4 separate regions of the Homo sapiens genome follow, and regions 2, 3 and 4 are each linked to region 1. A link is an interaction called in ENCODE POLR2A ChIA-PET data of the cell type or tissue named here. Cell type or tissue: K562. All regions are shown on one strand.

The links. ChIA-PET counts read pairs that join two places held together with the same protein. Peaks named below come from ENCODE experiments on the same cell type or tissue, not always from the same donor. Only the 100,000 strongest peaks of a DNase experiment are listed, where the experiment ranks them.
Region 2: POLR2A ChIA-PET joins it to region 1 with 5 read pairs; 3 of 35 experiments call an interaction of 5 or more read pairs at or near these places.
Region 3: POLR2A ChIA-PET joins it to region 1 with 5 read pairs; 1 of 35 experiments calls an interaction of 5 or more read pairs at or near these places.
Region 4: POLR2A ChIA-PET joins it to region 1 with 8 read pairs; 9 of 35 experiments call an interaction of 5 or more read pairs at or near these places.

What each region holds. Positions count from the first base shown.
Region 1 is chr22:21,752,272-21,756,271 of GRCh38, forward strand. No RefSeq gene overlaps it. Among named protein-coding and RNA genes, the nearest start is that of YPEL1, 18 kb to the left of the region's middle. RefSeq lists enhancers at 2,230-2,359, 2,740-2,809. In K562, no CTCF peak of the experiment used is centred here; DNase peaks (open chromatin) are centred at 1,568, 2,480, 3,100 and 3,700; H3K4me3 peaks cover 1,417 bases.
Region 2 is chr22:21,921,340-21,925,339 of GRCh38, forward strand. PPM1F (protein phosphatase, Mg2+/Mn2+ dependent 1F) reads right to left here. Exons shown (of 8, transcript NM_014634.4): 8 at 1-2,132. The coding sequence ends at 1,753. Among named protein-coding and RNA genes, the nearest start is that of PPM1F-AS1, 15 kb to the right of the region's middle. RefSeq lists an enhancer at 1-543. In K562, no CTCF peak of the experiment used is centred here; no DNase peak of the experiment used is centred here.
Region 3 is chr22:21,639,739-21,643,738 of GRCh38, forward strand. It overlaps SDF2L1 (stromal cell derived factor 2 like 1), which reads left to right and starts at 2,564. Exons shown (of 3, transcript NM_022044.3): 1 at 2,564-2,785; 2 at 3,124-3,320. The coding sequence starts at 2,599. RefSeq lists a silencer at 2,373-2,802. In K562, CTCF peaks have their summits at 1,891 (motif pointing left), 2,505 and 3,450 (motif pointing left); DNase peaks (open chromatin) are centred at 1,893, 2,433, 3,143, 3,473 and 2 weaker places; H3K4me3 peaks cover 2,496 bases.
Region 4 is chr22:21,853,786-21,857,785 of GRCh38, forward strand. The region is part of intron 1 of MAPK1 (mitogen-activated protein kinase 1); the gene reads right to left. Among named protein-coding and RNA genes, the nearest start is that of MAPK1, 12 kb to the right of the region's middle. RefSeq lists an enhancer at 2,057-2,558. In K562, no CTCF peak of the experiment used is centred here; DNase peaks (open chromatin) are centred at 1,016, 1,364, 2,056 and 2,664.

The sequences.
Region 1 (4,000 bases):
TATATCCATACAATGGAATATTATTCAGTGATAAGAAGAAATGAGCTATGTAGCCACCAACAGACATGGTGGAATATTGACTGCATATGGCTGAAAGATGTCTGAAAATGACACATTCTGTTCTAACTACATGACATTTTAGAAAGGCAAAACCACAGCAACAGTAAAAAGCCGCATGGCTGTCAAGGGTTGGCGGGGGATAGGTGTGCTGATGGTGCAGGGGTGGGTGTGTGGGACTCCATGTACTATCTGCTTAATTACTCTGTAAAAAGCGGTACTAAAAGAGTAAAATCTACTTTAAAAATAGAGAGATGAGCAAGAGGGGAGGAATGACCAGGTTTGCTGAAGAGAGAGGCTTCGGGGGCCTCACAGGGGTCAGGACTTGTCTAAGAGGAGTTTGATAACCATGGCCAAGGAGAGACATGGGCTTCCAGTGATCTGAGACGATCCTGACAATGGAATGTTAATTACAACCTTCAAGATTTAACATTACAGTCCTGGAGAGCCAAACATTCGTAAATGCAGTGCAAGGTCTACTTGTGCAGAGTGAACAGATGAAAGCATCAATGGCAGGAGGTAAAATGAAAGATTTCTGTGGACAGAAACGTCCTGGAGTTCTCGGCACCTGCATGTAGCCTCCCCACTGCTGGCTGACATGGCATTTTTTCTTTTAAAGAGAGTGGGTCTTGCTCTGTTGCCCAGGAGGAGTGCAGTGGTGCGATCATAGCTCACTGCAGCCTTGAACCACTGGGTTCAAGTGATCCTCCTGCCTCAGCCTCTCCAGTAGCTGGGACCACGGGCATGCGCCACTATACCTGGCTAATTTTTTTTTTCATTATTTTTTGTAGAGGTAAATACAACCTGTGTTGTCCAGGCTGGCTCTGAACACCTAGTTTCAAGAGATCCTCTTACCTTGGCCTGTCAAAGCACAGGGATTACAGGTGTGAGCCACTGCACAGCACACAGCACTATTTTCGAGTTTTAATGATTCCTCTTCTCTGGTTACCAAGGTAATACAAAGTATTAAACCTCCTGGTGTATCTGTCAAGAGGTGCTGCACCTTGGAAATTCTCCTGCACACCAGGAGTGTCCTGCTCTCTGCTGTGGCCCAGGGCTGTGTGGTCTTGGGCCTTTCCTCCATCCTCTGGAGTCAGATCTGGCAGGCACATGCTGTGCATTAAGCCTTGGGGCCGGCAGTGGAGGCCTGGCCAGGGCCCTTGGCTGGGGTCGAAGGGCTGATCCTGAAAGGGCACAGGACCAGCAGGCTGCAGCAGCAGGAGTGGTCTTCCATGGAAGGGGCTTCCCGGGGGAACTGCGTTACCTGATTCCCACCACGTGTGCCTGCTGCTTGTGGTGGGGTGCCGTGCAGGGGATCAGGACAGTGGGGGCTCCTTTGGGGGTCTGACATGGGCTCAGAGCCAGAAATGTACACCTGCCACCTCCTAGGAAAAGAAAGCACAAAGCAAAGACAAAGAGGGGAGGGGCGTGGCATGCAGCAGACCATGCTGTCACCCAGGTGGCCTTGCTATCTCTGACCTCAACCTTGGGCTGCACAGCTCATGGGAGCATCTAGTGGATGCTCCAACTAGATTGTGCCAAGGTGGGGCCGGGCCAACGTCTCAGCCACGAGGAATCCTCACAGAGCAGTCACCAGAGCCCTTGCTGCCGGGACACTTCCTCCAGTGCCCAGATATGGCCAGCCTGGGTGGCTGGGTGTGTCTGTCTTCCCTTTGGAGCTCCTTTTGCCAGGGGAAACTCTGTGTTCTCTGATCTCAGGTGGTGCCTATTTTGATGACAGCACGTTCTTTTTTTTTTTGAGACGGAGTCTCGCTCTGTCACCCAGGCTGGAGTGCAGTGGCGCAACCTCGGCTCACTGCAACCTCCACCTCCTGGGTTCAAGCAATTCTCCTGCCTCAGCCTCCCGAGCAGCTGGGACCACAGGCACAAGCCACCATGCCTGGCTAATTTTTGTATTTTTAGTAGAAGTGGGGTTTCACCATATTGGCCAGGCTGGTCTCAAACTCCTGACCTTGTGATCCGCCTGCCTCGGCCTCCCAAAGTGATGGGATTACAGGTGTGAGCCACCGCGCCCTGCCAATGATAGCACCTTCTTAAAACAGGGGAGCTTGTGTATACACTTAACCCTGAGTCGGTTTCGTGTCAACGTCGGATATGTGAGTGTTAGGCTGTTCTTGTGTTGGTATAAAAGAATACCTGAGACTGCATAATTTATAGAGAAAAGAGGTTTAATTGGCTCACAGTTCTGCAGGCTGCAGAGGAAGCATGGCACTAGCATCTGCTTGGCTTCTGGGAGGTCTCGGGGGCTTTTACTCCTGGCAGAAGGGGAAGTGGGAGCAGGCGCGGCACATGGCCAGAGCAGGGGTGAGAGCGTCAGTGTGGGGAGGTGCCACAGGCTTTTACACAACCTTATCTCACAAGGGTAGCACCTCCCATCAGGCCCCACCTCCAACACTGGGGACTACATCTTAGCAAGCTGTTTGGCGGGATCATCCAAACTTGTCATCAGCGAGCAACAAAGGGCTGCCAGAGGGGTGTGCATGCTGCCCCACCCAGGTTAGCACAGTCACGCTCACCCTGGGGGAGCACAGGCAGCCACTGTGACCCCACTATCACCCACCAACCAAACAGTGACTCTGGTGTCTACTTGGGAGTCTAATTCTCCTTATCTGAAAAAAAAAACCAATGCCTTCGGTCTGCCTTGTCCTTGCAGAACCGTCTTCGCTTCAGTCTATTCAAGGCTCTCTTCCCTTCAGAGAAGAGCCGGACACACTGTGGCTGGCTCCCTCCCCGGGGCCTGGCTGATGGTCCCCGGAGGGGCCGCAGCACTGGAGGCACATGTGTGGGCCACCTGCTCACCCTCTTTTCCACTTTCATCGCTTGTGAGAAAACAGAAATAAGAAACGGGCTGCGTCGTTAGCTGCCTCTCCTGCCTGCTGATTCCACTTGTGTTCTGTGCAGCCTGCATATCGTAGGCAGCAATAGCTCTCTCCTCAGAATTCACTTTGGCAGCCAAGCCCCCCTGCAGCTCCTCCTTGCCCTGTGCTCCCTTCTTGGGTAGATGCCCTTTAAACACTGTGCTCCCAGCCTTGGGGCCCTGTTTCCCAGCAACACTGAGTCCAGGGTGCTAATCCCCTGGCGCCTTCCGGCCACAGGCGGCCTTCACTGACAGTATGACTTTCTCCGGTTTGAAATCTGCATTGGCCCAGTCTTTCTTTCTTAACTGAGACATTGCAGATTTATGGACTTTTTTTTATTTTTATTTTTTGATACAGAGTTCTCACTCTGACGCCCAGGCTGGAGTGCAGTGGCGCCATCTCGGCTCACTGCAACCTCCGCCTCCCGGGTTCAAGCGATTCTCACGCCTCAGCCTCCAAGTAGCTGGGACTACAGGCGTCCGCCACCACACCGGGCCAAATTTATGGATTTTTGTTTCCAATCTAGCAGTGACAGTGCTTATTCTAAAACTGTGGCAGTCCATGCTGCTCTCATTCCTGCACTTATTCTTCTTTAGGCACTTAGCGCATTTGTAATTTTAACTTCTTTATATTAAATGGTTAAACCAATGCCTGGCCTCCCTGCTGAGTTATGTGTTGGGAGAGCAGTCTCGTTTGTTTTGCTGACTGCAATACTCATCGCCTTACAAATTCATGTCTTATCAGCCATTGCCTGCCCCTCCCCTATTTGTATGACCTCTCCAATAGCCTTAATCATCCTTCCTGTACTTTTAAACTAGTTAGATGACTGTACTCAATTCCCTAGCGAGGCCTTCCTGCTGCCGACCAGACAGTGATGCCCATGCTGCCAGCTCTCTGTCCTTTCTTGGTCCACTGTGGAGGCGTTAACAGTCATCTGTGGTCTTGTTTTGTTTTCTCAATTGCTCAGTCTTTTGTGACATTTGCTCTCCTCTCAGTTCCCATCACCATTTTTTGGCTCCTCTATGGCAGGCACATTATGCTATCTGTGGGAGGTAGACAGGTTC
Region 2 (4,000 bases), 170 kb after region 1:
TCCCCCTGCACTGCTCTGACCTGCCTGGAGCAGCCCTGCCCACCTCCAGCTCAGCCCTTCCTGTGGCTTGGCCCTGCAGATGGCCTCTGAGTCCTCCCCTAGCCCCCTGCCCTCTTCCCTCTACCCGACACCCTCCCCCAGCCTTGCCACTTTCAACTTTGCACGCCCTCAGTGAGCTCCCTGAGGCACCCAGGATCGGTCACTTGTGAGCCCCCTCTCAGGGTGCACTAGGGGACGTGGAGCTCTCATGCCTGTTCAGGGCATGGGGCAGAGCAAGGCAGGCGTGCTGCCAGCCACCGCGGCAAGGTGAGGGGCTGTGGCCTGTGCCATGGACTCCCAGCAGCATCCCTGCTGCCTCCAGACTGAGACAGAGACCCACGGGCTGCCTCTGTGCTTGCCTGAGCCTCTTAATTAAGAGTCTTTCCCAATGAGACCAATTTGATTACAAATTCACAAGATATTTGGGAATGTTCCAATCACACAGCAGCAAGGTCCCTCTGCCTGGGATCCAGCCAGGCCCAAGGGGGTGGGAATGCAGGCAGATGGGCCAAGGTCACCCGGGATGCCCAGAGCCCCGCTGTCGGGCCCAGGCACCACTACGTGGCAGTCGCAGCTCCTGCCAGTCACCTGGGCAGCGGGGGGAGGGGAGAACCTTGGGGGTGTTCAGCATCACAAAGAGGCGGAAAACTCTTCCAGAAAGATCTCACCAAAATCATGCCTCCCTAACAAAACAAATCCTGCTTTTCTAAAAACCTCAATGGGCCTATCCGAGCCCACTGCAGTCCTAGTTTCTTCAAAGCTGTGTAAGGCACTTGAATGGCTTATTAACACCACCTGGAAAAGTTCCTGTTTCAATCCTGATTTAGAAAATAAATTCAATAATACTGCAAAAAAAGGTTCCTTGAAAAATAGCTTTAAAAAAGTAAATACTTAAGTTTTCTAAAGAATAAAATAAATGCTAAGCTCTGCTTAAATTATATGACACAACAGGTCATCTTGGCACTGATAAAACAAAGAGAAAACCTGGAATACTGCTTCGGAATTAGACCTCCCTGGAAAAAAACAAACACACCAACAAAAGACACATGTGCGTCGCCGGTTCCGGGCTCAGGGAAGAGAGCAGCCCGGAAGGCCCTGGTGGGCCCAAGCACATCATGGCTGCCCTGGAGTGGGGGCAGGGGGGTGGCTGCTACAGAACAGACCCCTGGCTCTGCTGCGCTCTCCTCTTTGGGACACTGGTGTGGCCGACCAGGACTGGCTGGGCATATCTGTAAATATGAACCCACCTGGCCCTGGCCGCAGAGAGGAGCAATGGGAAACTGGGGCTGGCCACTCCGCTGCTGGGCCTGACCCAGGGGGTGCTTCAAGAGTTTGGCTCCTGGGTCCGCCCCAGGGTCCCACGTGCACAACCATGCTGCCCCATGCACACCAGTGTCTTTGGTTTGGCTGCCGTTGGGCACCTATGACCTCTGGTCCCACCCCGGGCCTAATAGGAGCTGGGAGCAAGAGCCGGTCCATCTTCTCTTTGGTGAGGTCTCCTAAGCTGCCTTCCACCATCTGCCCGCCACCCAGTGCAGTTCCACAGCCACCAGGACGGGCTGCGGGGGGTGTCCCGACTGGCTCTGGGGTGCTGGGGAAAGCACTGTGGGGCGGGCACCCTGTCCACTGCCTGCCACCTGTTGGGTCCTGAGGCTTCTGAGGGAGAGAAGGACAAGGATGGGAGGAAGGGGAGGGCAGGGGCCTGGAAACCACCTAGCTTCTTGGTGGAGCCTGGGTCTCAGGTTCTGGAAGGCTGGAGGGCAAGTCCTGCCTCCTCCCTTCTGCCTGGGGGTCCCCTTCTCCCTGGTTCCCGCCCTCCAGCAGCTCTTGGGGGTCCCTGAGGAAGACCACCATGACCGTGATGTTGTCGTGGGAGCCCCGCTCCCGGGCCGCAGCCACCAGCTCCTCGGCGACACGGAGCCCGCTGCCCTGCTGCCTGGTCAGGTGGCTCTGGACCAGGCCAACAACTTCCTGGTGGGGTACGACGTCAAAGAAGCCATCACAGGCAAGCAGCAGGTAGTCCTCGGAGCCCGTCAGCGCCCGGGAAGCTGCATCGGCCTCCCCAGACACGTAGGGCTTCTGGAAGACATCCCCTGGACAGGCGGAGAAGAGCCCGGGTCAGAGGACCACGGTGTCCACAGCTTCCTCCCCACCTACCCAGGCCTAGACCTCACATCCTGCAGGGACAGAGACCAACCTGCTCTCATGGGGTCTGGGGTCTGTTGCTCCCTTATGCAAACTGCCCAGTACTTCCCACTTGCCTGGGAACGGAAACCCCTGACCTTGGCCTGTGAGCTCCCCCTTTTTTTCTTTTTTCTTTTTTGAGATGGAGTCTTGCTCTGTCGCCAGGCTGCAGTGGCGCGATCTCAGCTCACTGCAACCTCTGCCTCCTGGGTTCAAGCGATTCCCCTGCCTCAGCCTCCCGAGTAGCTGGGATTACAGGCTCGCGCCACCATGCCCAGCTAATTGTTTTTTTTTTTTTTTGTATTTTAGTAGAGATGGGGTTTCACCATGTTGGCCAAGATGGTCTCGATCTCTTGACCTTGTGATCTGCCCACCTCAGCCTCCCAAAGTGCTGGGATTACAGGCATGAGCCACCACACCAGGCCGAGCTCCCTCTTTCTCTGCCCTAGCCGTCCCATCCTGGCCTCACTTCCTGGAGTGTCCAGAGACACAAGGAAAGACACAGCCTGAGGATGGGCTGTCAAGAAGGTGCCACATCTGCCAAAAAGGACAGAATGTTTCAGAGGGGTAGGTGCCAAATCCCTGGCAATCAGCTGGGGAGGGAGAGATTTTCTAAGTACCAGGAAGGAGGTGTGGTCACAGTGCCCACAGCCTGAGACCCGGCACTGACCGCATGCTGAGACAATGAGATGCAGGCTGGACCCACTTTTTTTTTTTTTTTTGAGATGGAGTTTCGCTCTTGTCGCCCAGGCTGCAGTGCAATGGTGCAATCTTGGCTCACCGCAACCTCCACCTCCAGGGTTCAGGTGATCCTGCTGCCTCAGCATCCCAAGTAGCTGCGATTACAGGCAGGCACCACCACGCCCGGCTAATGTTTTTTGTATTTTTAGTAGAGATGGGGTTTCACCATGTTGGTCAGGCTGGTCTCGAACTCCTGACCTCAGGTGATCCACCCGCCTTGGCCTCCCAAAGTGCTGGGATTACAGGCGTGAGCCACCGCGCCCAGCTACTTTTTTTTTTTTTTTTGAGACACAGTCTGGCTCTGTTGCCCAGGCTGGAGTGCAGTGGCACGATCTCCGCTTACTGTAACCTCCGCCTCTGGGTTCAAGCACTTCTCCTCCCTCAGCCTCCCAAGTAACTGAGATTACAGGCGCGTGCCACCACACCTGGCTAACTTTGTATTTTTTGTAGAGAAGGGGTTTCACCATGTTGGCCAGGCTGGTCTCGAACTCCCGATCTCAGGTGATCCGCCCACCTTGGCCTCCCAAAGTGCTGGGATTACAGGCGTGAGCCAGCATGCCCAGCCAGACCCATTACTTTTTAAAATTTTTATTTATTTTTATTATTATTTTTTGAGACAGAGTTTTCCTCGTTATCCAGGCTGGAGTGGAGTGGCGCGATCTCAGCTCACTGCAACCTCCGCCTTCTGGGTTCAAGTGATTCTCCTGCCTCAGCCTTCTGAATAGCTGGAATTACAGGGGCTCACTACCATGCCTGGCTAATTTTTTGTATTTTTTTTTTAGTAGACATGGGGTTTCATCAGGCTGGTCTCGAACTCCCGACCTCAGGTGATCCACCCACCTCGGCCTCCCAAAGTGCTGGGATTACAGGCGTGAGCCACCGCGCCCAGCGAACCCACTTTTTTCCCAAAAGAGAAAAAAGGATTGTCAGCATGAACGCGGGAGGAGGATAAACCTCATTTCCGGAATATTGGAAGCTCTACTTCCAGCCCATAGGGTGGTGAGCCACAGGTTTCTATGAGATTTGTAGGAGCTGT
Region 3 (4,000 bases), 110 kb before region 1:
ACGGTCCTAAATGCAATTGGGAAATGGCTGGCAGGTTCTAGCAGGGAACTGGCATGATCTTTTGATCTATGCTTTTACCACTTTTCTTTTGAGACGAAGTCTTACTTTATTGCCCAGGATGGAGGACAGTGGCGCGATCTTGGCTCACTGCAACCTCTGCCTCCTGGGTTCAAGTGATTCTCCCACCTCCGCCCTCCGAGCAGCTGGGATTACAGGCACATGAGACCATGCCTGGCTAATTTTTGCATTTTTAGTAGAGACGGGGTTTCACCATGTCTGGTCTGGAATTCCTGACCTCAGGTGATCCTCCTGCCTTCGCCTCCCAAAGTGCTGGGATTACAGGTGTGGGCCACCGGGCCCGGCCTATACCTGTAATCTTAACACTTTGGAAGGCCAAGGCGGGTGGATCACCTGAGGTCAGGAGTTCAAGACCAGCCAGGCCAACATGGTGAAACCCCGTCTCAACTAAAAGTACACAAATTAGCCAGGCCAACATGGTGAAAACCCGTCTCTACTAAAAATACAAAAATTAGCTGGGTGTGGTGATACATGCCTGTAATCCCAGCTACTCAGGGGGCTGAGGCAGGAGAATTGCCTGAACCCGGGAGGCAGAGGTTGCAGCAGTGAGCCGAGATCGTGCCACTGCACTCCAGCCTGAGTGACAGAGTAAGACTCCGTCTCAAAAAAAAAAAAAAAAAAAAAAAAAAAAAGACTTCTTGAATGATGCACATGGGAGACTCAAAAGTTTGAAAAAAAAAAAAAAAAAGGCTGGGTGCCGTGGTGGCTCATGCCTGTAATCCCAGCACTTTGGGAGGCTGAGGCAGGTGGATCACCTGAGGTCAGAAGTTTGAGACCAGCCTGGTCAACATGGTGAAACCCTGTCTCTACTAAATATATTTAAAAAAGTAGCCGGGCGTGATGATGCATGCCTGTAATCCCAGATACTCAGGAGGCTGAGGCAGGAGAATCACTTGAACCCAGGAGGTGGAGGTTGCAGTGAGCCGAGATCGCGCCATTACACTCCAGCCTGGGTAACAAGAGCGAAACTCCGTATTAAAGAAAAAAAAATTGTTGAATGAGATGTGAGGAGCAAGGTAAAGAGACGAATGAAAGAAGAATCCCAAGTTTTGGGCCTGAGCATCTGCAGAATGGAGGTGCCATTTACTGAGACTCATAAGCCTGGGGGAGGGGTAGTTTGAGGGCGGAGACCAGGAATTCTGCTTTGGATGTGCTGATTTTGAGATGATGGCTGACATGTCCAAGAGTATATATCCATCGCCTCTCAGATAGTACTTCAGCTCTTCCACCCTAGACTGGAGACCCCTCAAGTGCAGGGACTACCAAATCCAGGGCAGACTGACTTTTAACCGTTTGGACACCTAAATGCTGAAAAGATCAAGGTGTCTTATACTACATGTAACTCAAAATCAAAACAGTATTAAACACGAAACCCCCAAAATAACATGTTGCTGTAATGAAAATGGCTTTACTCTGGATTTTCTGAACGCAAAATTCTGGATGATTTAATTAAATATGAACTTTTCTCTCTGCTTTGCCTGTGCTTCAACTACACCCTAGTCAGACTCTTGAGCCCAGAGCTATTTGCTCTGTGACCCCACAGGATCTGGAGTGAAGCTGCTGTAACAATGTCCCATGAATGAATAAATAAACAGAGGTGTAAGTTTTCCTCCCTTGAAGGTTGAGCTGACAACACTCTGAGAAGGCGGCAAGAAGGAGACCTACTCATGGCCAGGAGACCTGGGACACGGTCGCCCAGGCATGGTTCCCACAGCCCCTTGGTCTCCTTTGACTCTGGTTTCCTAAGACAGCTTTGGGACTTTCTGGTGAGAAGCTGCCATTATTCTCAACGCTACAGCTCCCTGCTGCCCTCTCCTGCCCGATGACCCAGTGACCACGAGATTTAGCCACGAAAGGAGTCAAATGTATAAGTGGCCAGGGGAATTCAGAAACCCCAGGGTCTAGGGACTGTGGTGACCCAGTATCAGAGAGGGCCTAGGGCCGAATGACTGGAGGTTTCATTAATCCCGGGGTCCAGGGACTTAAGGACTGATCCCGATTCAGTGACCCCGGGATCTGTCGACTTTGTGACCACAAAATCTAGCGATCCAACAACCTCAAGACCCTGCAGCTGCGGGCCCAGGTTCTGAGGGGAGAGACTCATTACTGAGTGCCCAGGAGTCCAGGATCAAGGGGCGTCGTGAAAACGTGCCTGCAGGGTCCTAGGATCCTGAGCCGGTGTCCAGGGACTCACCGGCTGCGAGGAGCCGCGTCTTCACCAACTGTTCACGCTCACTCTCCGCGGCTCGGAGACTCAGCCGCCCTTCCCTGGGCACTCATTGGTAAGTCCTCGGAAGCGTGGACCAATCAAAACCCTCCTCGTGTCTCCAGTCCCCGCCCAGCTACGGCTCTCGCGAACCGGGGGCGGGCCCTCCCCGCGCTGACCCAGTGGCAGTGCAAGCGGAGTGCCGCGCGGGCCGACTATTGGCTGCCGCAAGCGGGCGCTGTCAGAACCGGATTGGGCCGCGGCGGGGACGGAAGCGGCCCCTGGGCCCGAGGGGCTGGAGCCGGGCCGGGGCGATGTGGAGCGCGGGCCGCGGCGGGGCTGCCTGGCCGGTGCTGTTGGGGCTGCTGCTGGCGCTGTTAGTGCCGGGCGGTGGTGCCGCCAAGACCGGTGCGGAGCTCGTGACCTGCGGGTCGGTGCTGAAGCTGCTCAATACGCACCACCGCGTGCGGCTGCACTCGCACGACATCAAATACGGATCCGGTGCGTGGGGCCAGCGACTGGGAGAGCGCGGGGAACCGGGGCTCGGGGTTGGGAGTGTGGAGACAGGGTGGTCATGGGGGTCTGTGGGCCGTCTGGAAGCCGGGCGGCGGGGGCTCTAGAGTCGTTGGGAGGTCGAGGGGCCAAAGCTTTGAGGGTGTCGAGGATATTGAGGGTGGGGACGGTCGTCGGGGAACTGCGGGCCCAAAGACTGAGGGGGTGTCAGGCGGGGGCTGGGGGTGAGCCCTTGGGGTCCCCTGGGACATGTTCTGGTCCCAGGGCGAGGGTCCGGGGTTCCGCGATTGACGGAGACCCTGGGTGTGTGGGGTGTCACTCCTCAGGCAGCGGCCAGCAATCGGTGACCGGCGTAGAGGCGTCGGACGACGCCAATAGCTACTGGCGGATCCGCGGCGGCTCGGAGGGCGGGTGCCCGCGCGGGTCCCCGGTGCGCTGCGGGCAGGCGGTGAGGCTCACGCATGTGCTTACGGGCAAGAACCTGCACACGCACCACTTCCCGTCGCCGCTGTCCAACAACCAGGTGAGCCCCTCCCGGAGCCCCCAGAGAGACTCCTGGCCTGTGTGAGGGGCCAGAGACAGAGCCCTGGGTTCCAATCCGAGCCTCAGCTTCTTCGTGAAATGGAAATTTCACTTCAGAGATGGTTACTGAGCGCCCCCTCGGGGGACACAGAGTAACTCCGCCAGGATCCTGCCCTCAGGTGCTCCCGGCCCGGCAGGGAGAACGACGGGAGAGAGATCCGGAGAGATACGCCTGGATAGCTCTTCCTCTGGTGGCAAGTGGGACCCAGGAGGGGAATCCACACAGCCTTGAGGGTGGGGAATAGGAAACTCCACTGGGGAGGAGGAACTCAGGCTAGATCTGAAAGGATGATTAGGAGTCCTACAAGCCACAAAGGGGAAAGAGAGACTTCCCAGGCCAGCAGAAGAGATTGTGCCAATGCATGGAGGTCATTGGAATTCAGGGGATTGGAATGGAACAGTGGGTGCCCTTGGGGAGCTGGTGGAAGAAAATGTTTGAGATAGATAGACAGCTTGACTGTTAGCCTGAGGGGCTGAATTTTAGGCTGAAGGTAGGTCAGAGGGGTTAGGACTGGGAAAATGTGGAGGAGGAGGCCTTAGCTCCGTGGGGACCAGTGGTCTCTGCACAGACAGATGCAATGGTGTGTGCATGTGTCTGAAGAGCCCATGCTGGGGAGGGAG
Region 4 (4,000 bases), 100 kb after region 1:
GGTGAAACCCTGTCTCTACTAAAATACAAAAAATTACCTGGGGGTGGCAATACGCGCTTGTAGTCCCAGCTACTTGGGAGGCTGAGGCAGGAGAATTGCTTGAAACCAGGAGGTGGAGGTTGCAGTGAGCTGAGATGGCACCACTGCACTCCAGCCTGAGAGACAGAGCAAGACTCCATCTCAAAAAACAAACAAACAAAAAGAAACAAAAAACTAAAATAGGAAATGATGGATACTGCCTTAAGTAAACAAAATACACCTCGGTCCAAAGCCAGCATCTGACTTCATGTGAAAACATTAGAGACTTCCCTGCTAACATCACACACCACATAAGGCTAAAATATTTTCCAATTTACATTTTTAGAGGTAAGCATTAAATTCTATGATGCCAGACAAACATTTACCAGATTTTTTTTTTTGAGATAGAGTTTCACTCTTGTTGCTCAGGCTGGAGTGTAATGGCGCACAATCTCGGCTCGCCACAAGCTCCGCCTCCCAGGTTCAAGCGACTCTCCTGCCTCGGCCTCCCGAGTAGCTGGGATTACAGGCATGTGCCACCACACCCAGCTAATTTTGTATTTTTTGTAGAGACGGGGTTTCTCCATGTTGGTCAGGCTGGTCTCGAACTCCTGACCTCAGGTGATCCGCCTGCCTCGGCCTCCCAAAGTGCTGGGATTACAGGTGTGAGCCACCGCGTCTGGCCAAAATTTACCAGTTCTTGAATGCTGAATCCTGCTGGGATAACTGGAAACACTCCTAATGTTACTATAAACTCTCACACTGCCTTGTTGGCAATAATTAAATAGCTCTTTCTAGCAGTTGTGTTCAAGTGGACAGATAATCACAAATGTCTTTTCTTTCTAGCTCCCTTTGGACGAAAGAAAGAAAGAATTTACAACACGTCTAAAGATTGTCACTTTTATCATCCCTTTGAATGATAAGTGATCAGGGCTGTCCCAAAAGAATGCCTGAAAACATTACAAAATGTTATCATAAGCAGAATGGCTCACTAAGGGGATGAACATTCTGGCAAGTCTTAATCTAGCATCACTACCAACTGTTTTTTCACTGGTCTAAAACATAACATCTAATATTTTTATTTGCCTATATAGCCCTGCAGTAATAATTAACTTGTGAAAGGTCTACACTGATTTTTTTCTTTATAAAGTATTTGCTTCAACCATGGAACAGAAACAAAGTTGATTTAATGGGAAAAATGTAAATTTATTTGAGGATAGGTTCAGCACTGCTAAATTGAAAAGGGAAAGAAAATTTCAAACAAACCCCAAAAAGAAACATTTTCACATCTGTAGTGAAAAAGCTAAATAGCAGTACACTAAACTTGGTTACTGACAAAATAAATCCTTGTGGCCAAGGTGAGGCAAAGATATTACTCTCTACTTTGCTAGCCTACCTTGTGTTCAGTGAATTCAAACATTAATTGGGGCAATGTATTGTTTTTGCTTCATTTTCTTTAGCTGTGCAGTAAAGTCTTTGCTTTCATAGAAAGATTGTGCCAAGTTCTTTCTTTTTCAGAATTGCTTTTAAATCAGTTCTATTTAAGTATTTCTCTCTCTCTCAAACTTGACATTTTTCATTACACCTTTTTTTTCCAATGCCAAAATAGCAGCATTAACATTCATTCCAGTCACTAGGTAAAAACTCTCTTCAGTCAAACACACATGAATAATCTAATTCGTGAGGTAAACGACTACTGTCATACAGTATTACGAAGTTCCAACCTTACTTGCAGAGCAAAAAATAAAAAATAAAAATAGTCATTTTCCTCAAGGGTTTAATTGTGGGCTTTTAATGTTGAAGTAAATCAATTTACTAGTTTTTAACCTCAAGTTTTTCCCTATTTCATTATATCTCAATAATGATTATCCAGAGATTTCTGAGGTAAATTACATTAAAGACAGCGCTAGTAACTGGGAAACAATCCACACATGAATCTTAATATATTGCATATATGCTAATTTCATGTAATGTTCCTGAGGGCGGTGACAATATTAGAGCTGTACGAGACCCTAGAGACCATCCCAATCCCTTAACTCCACAGATGAGAAACACAAAAACTTGCAGAAGCAGAGTGACGAGCACATGCCCATGTGACATGTCATCAGAAGCAGGGACCAAGACTCAGGTCTCTTGCCTTCCAGGCCAGTCCTCTTTTGGTAGGCTAAAAGCTGCCTTTCACAGCTTCCCACAAATTTCAACACATCCTCACTCAAGTACGTTTCTGAAAGGGACTCACCGACAACTCTTTAGAGAAAAGGAACTATATCTCAAACCATAGGAAAAGTTCTATATCTAGCTTATCAAACTTTTAGTCTCTGAAGCATGTGAGAGTAAGTTTGCCAGTATTTCTTTCTCATTATCCCCCAATACTTTAGTGACTATTTCCAACAAACAAAACTAGACTATTCTCCCATACAAACAAAATGCTACCATCAAAATCGTCAACGCTCACCTGTCAGATTATGACCAAAGGCCTCTAAGTCAGAATCCCGCCCAGGCAAAATGACATGGCAGCCAACTGTGGAGCCTCGGTTGGCCTCGGATAGCTGGTCCCCCCTTCATTCACACCACATATCTGAGGACCAGATATGGAAAGCCTCTCATGCTGGAAAACTTGGCACAGTAGAAAGGCGGCCACACTTTTGCCCGTCACACAATGCACATTCACGGGGGACCTGTGCTAAACCATTCACAGACAACCTGTTTCTGGGTCAGGGTTTCGTATACAGCAGAGCAGTCAGCTATCGACACAAGGGTTTGTAACAAAAAACAAAAAACAACAAAAAAAAGGAAGGACAAACCAAAACAAAAAAGAAAATACCAAAAAAAAGAAGAGTTAAAAAAAAAAGAAGATAAAAATAAAATCATTAACACAGATACACGACTACAATCTAATTTTCAGACATTCTAGTTTTGCCAATCATGCCGATTCAGAATCATGAACCACATGGAGTTGCCATGTTTCTGCACACTTCTTTAGTGTGGAACAATTCCTCAGTGTTTTCTTGGTTCCATGATCTTGACTTAATTTTGAGGTTTACAGGCCAGTTATTTTGCAGAATATCCCTAAACTCGGGTTACCTTGATGTTGCCTCCTGAAGATTTGGATTATGCATGAAACACTTGACTGTCCCTATTCTAACTATATAAAGATGCTCCTTGACTTACTATGGACTTACATCCCAATAAACCCTTCATAAATGGAAAACCTCATAAGGTGAAATGCTTGTTTTTTTTGGGAAAGTTTCTTGCTCTGTTGCCAGGCGGGAATGCGGTGACACGACGACGGCTCACTGTAGCCTTGACCACTCAGGTTCAAGCGATCCTCAGCCCCAGGCTCCCAAGTAGCTGGGACTATAGGCACGTACCACCACACCTGGCTAATTTTTTTTTTTTTTAATTTTTAGTACCTTTAGTACAGAAAAGGCCTCACTATGTTGCCTAGATTGGTCTCAAACTCCTAAGCTCAAGGAATCCTCATGCCTCGGTCTCCCAAAGTCCTGGGATTATAGGCATGAGTCCTGCACCCAGCCTAGCTGAAAATACATTTAATACACCTAACTTACCAAACATCACAGCTTAGCTTAGCCTACCTTAAACATGTTCAGAGCACTTACATTAGCCTACAGTTGGGCAAAATCATCTAACGCAAAGCCCATTTTATAATAAAAGTGTTGAGTAACTCATATGATGTATGAAATACTATACTGAAAATGAAAAACAGAACAGTTGCGTGGGTACTCGGAAGTAAGGTTTCTACTGCATGTGTATCACTTCCATACCATTGTAAAGTCATCTGACCACCAAGCCAAATATTTGTACTTCTGCACATGCTGCTTTACATAGAGACCGAGACAAAGGGGGATTCACATCTTGTCAACCCTGTTTACTTCAAAGGAATAACAGAGCATTAACTAGGTACCAAGTGCTCAGGACTTCAAGTATACTGTTTTATTTAATACTCATGACAATCCTTTGA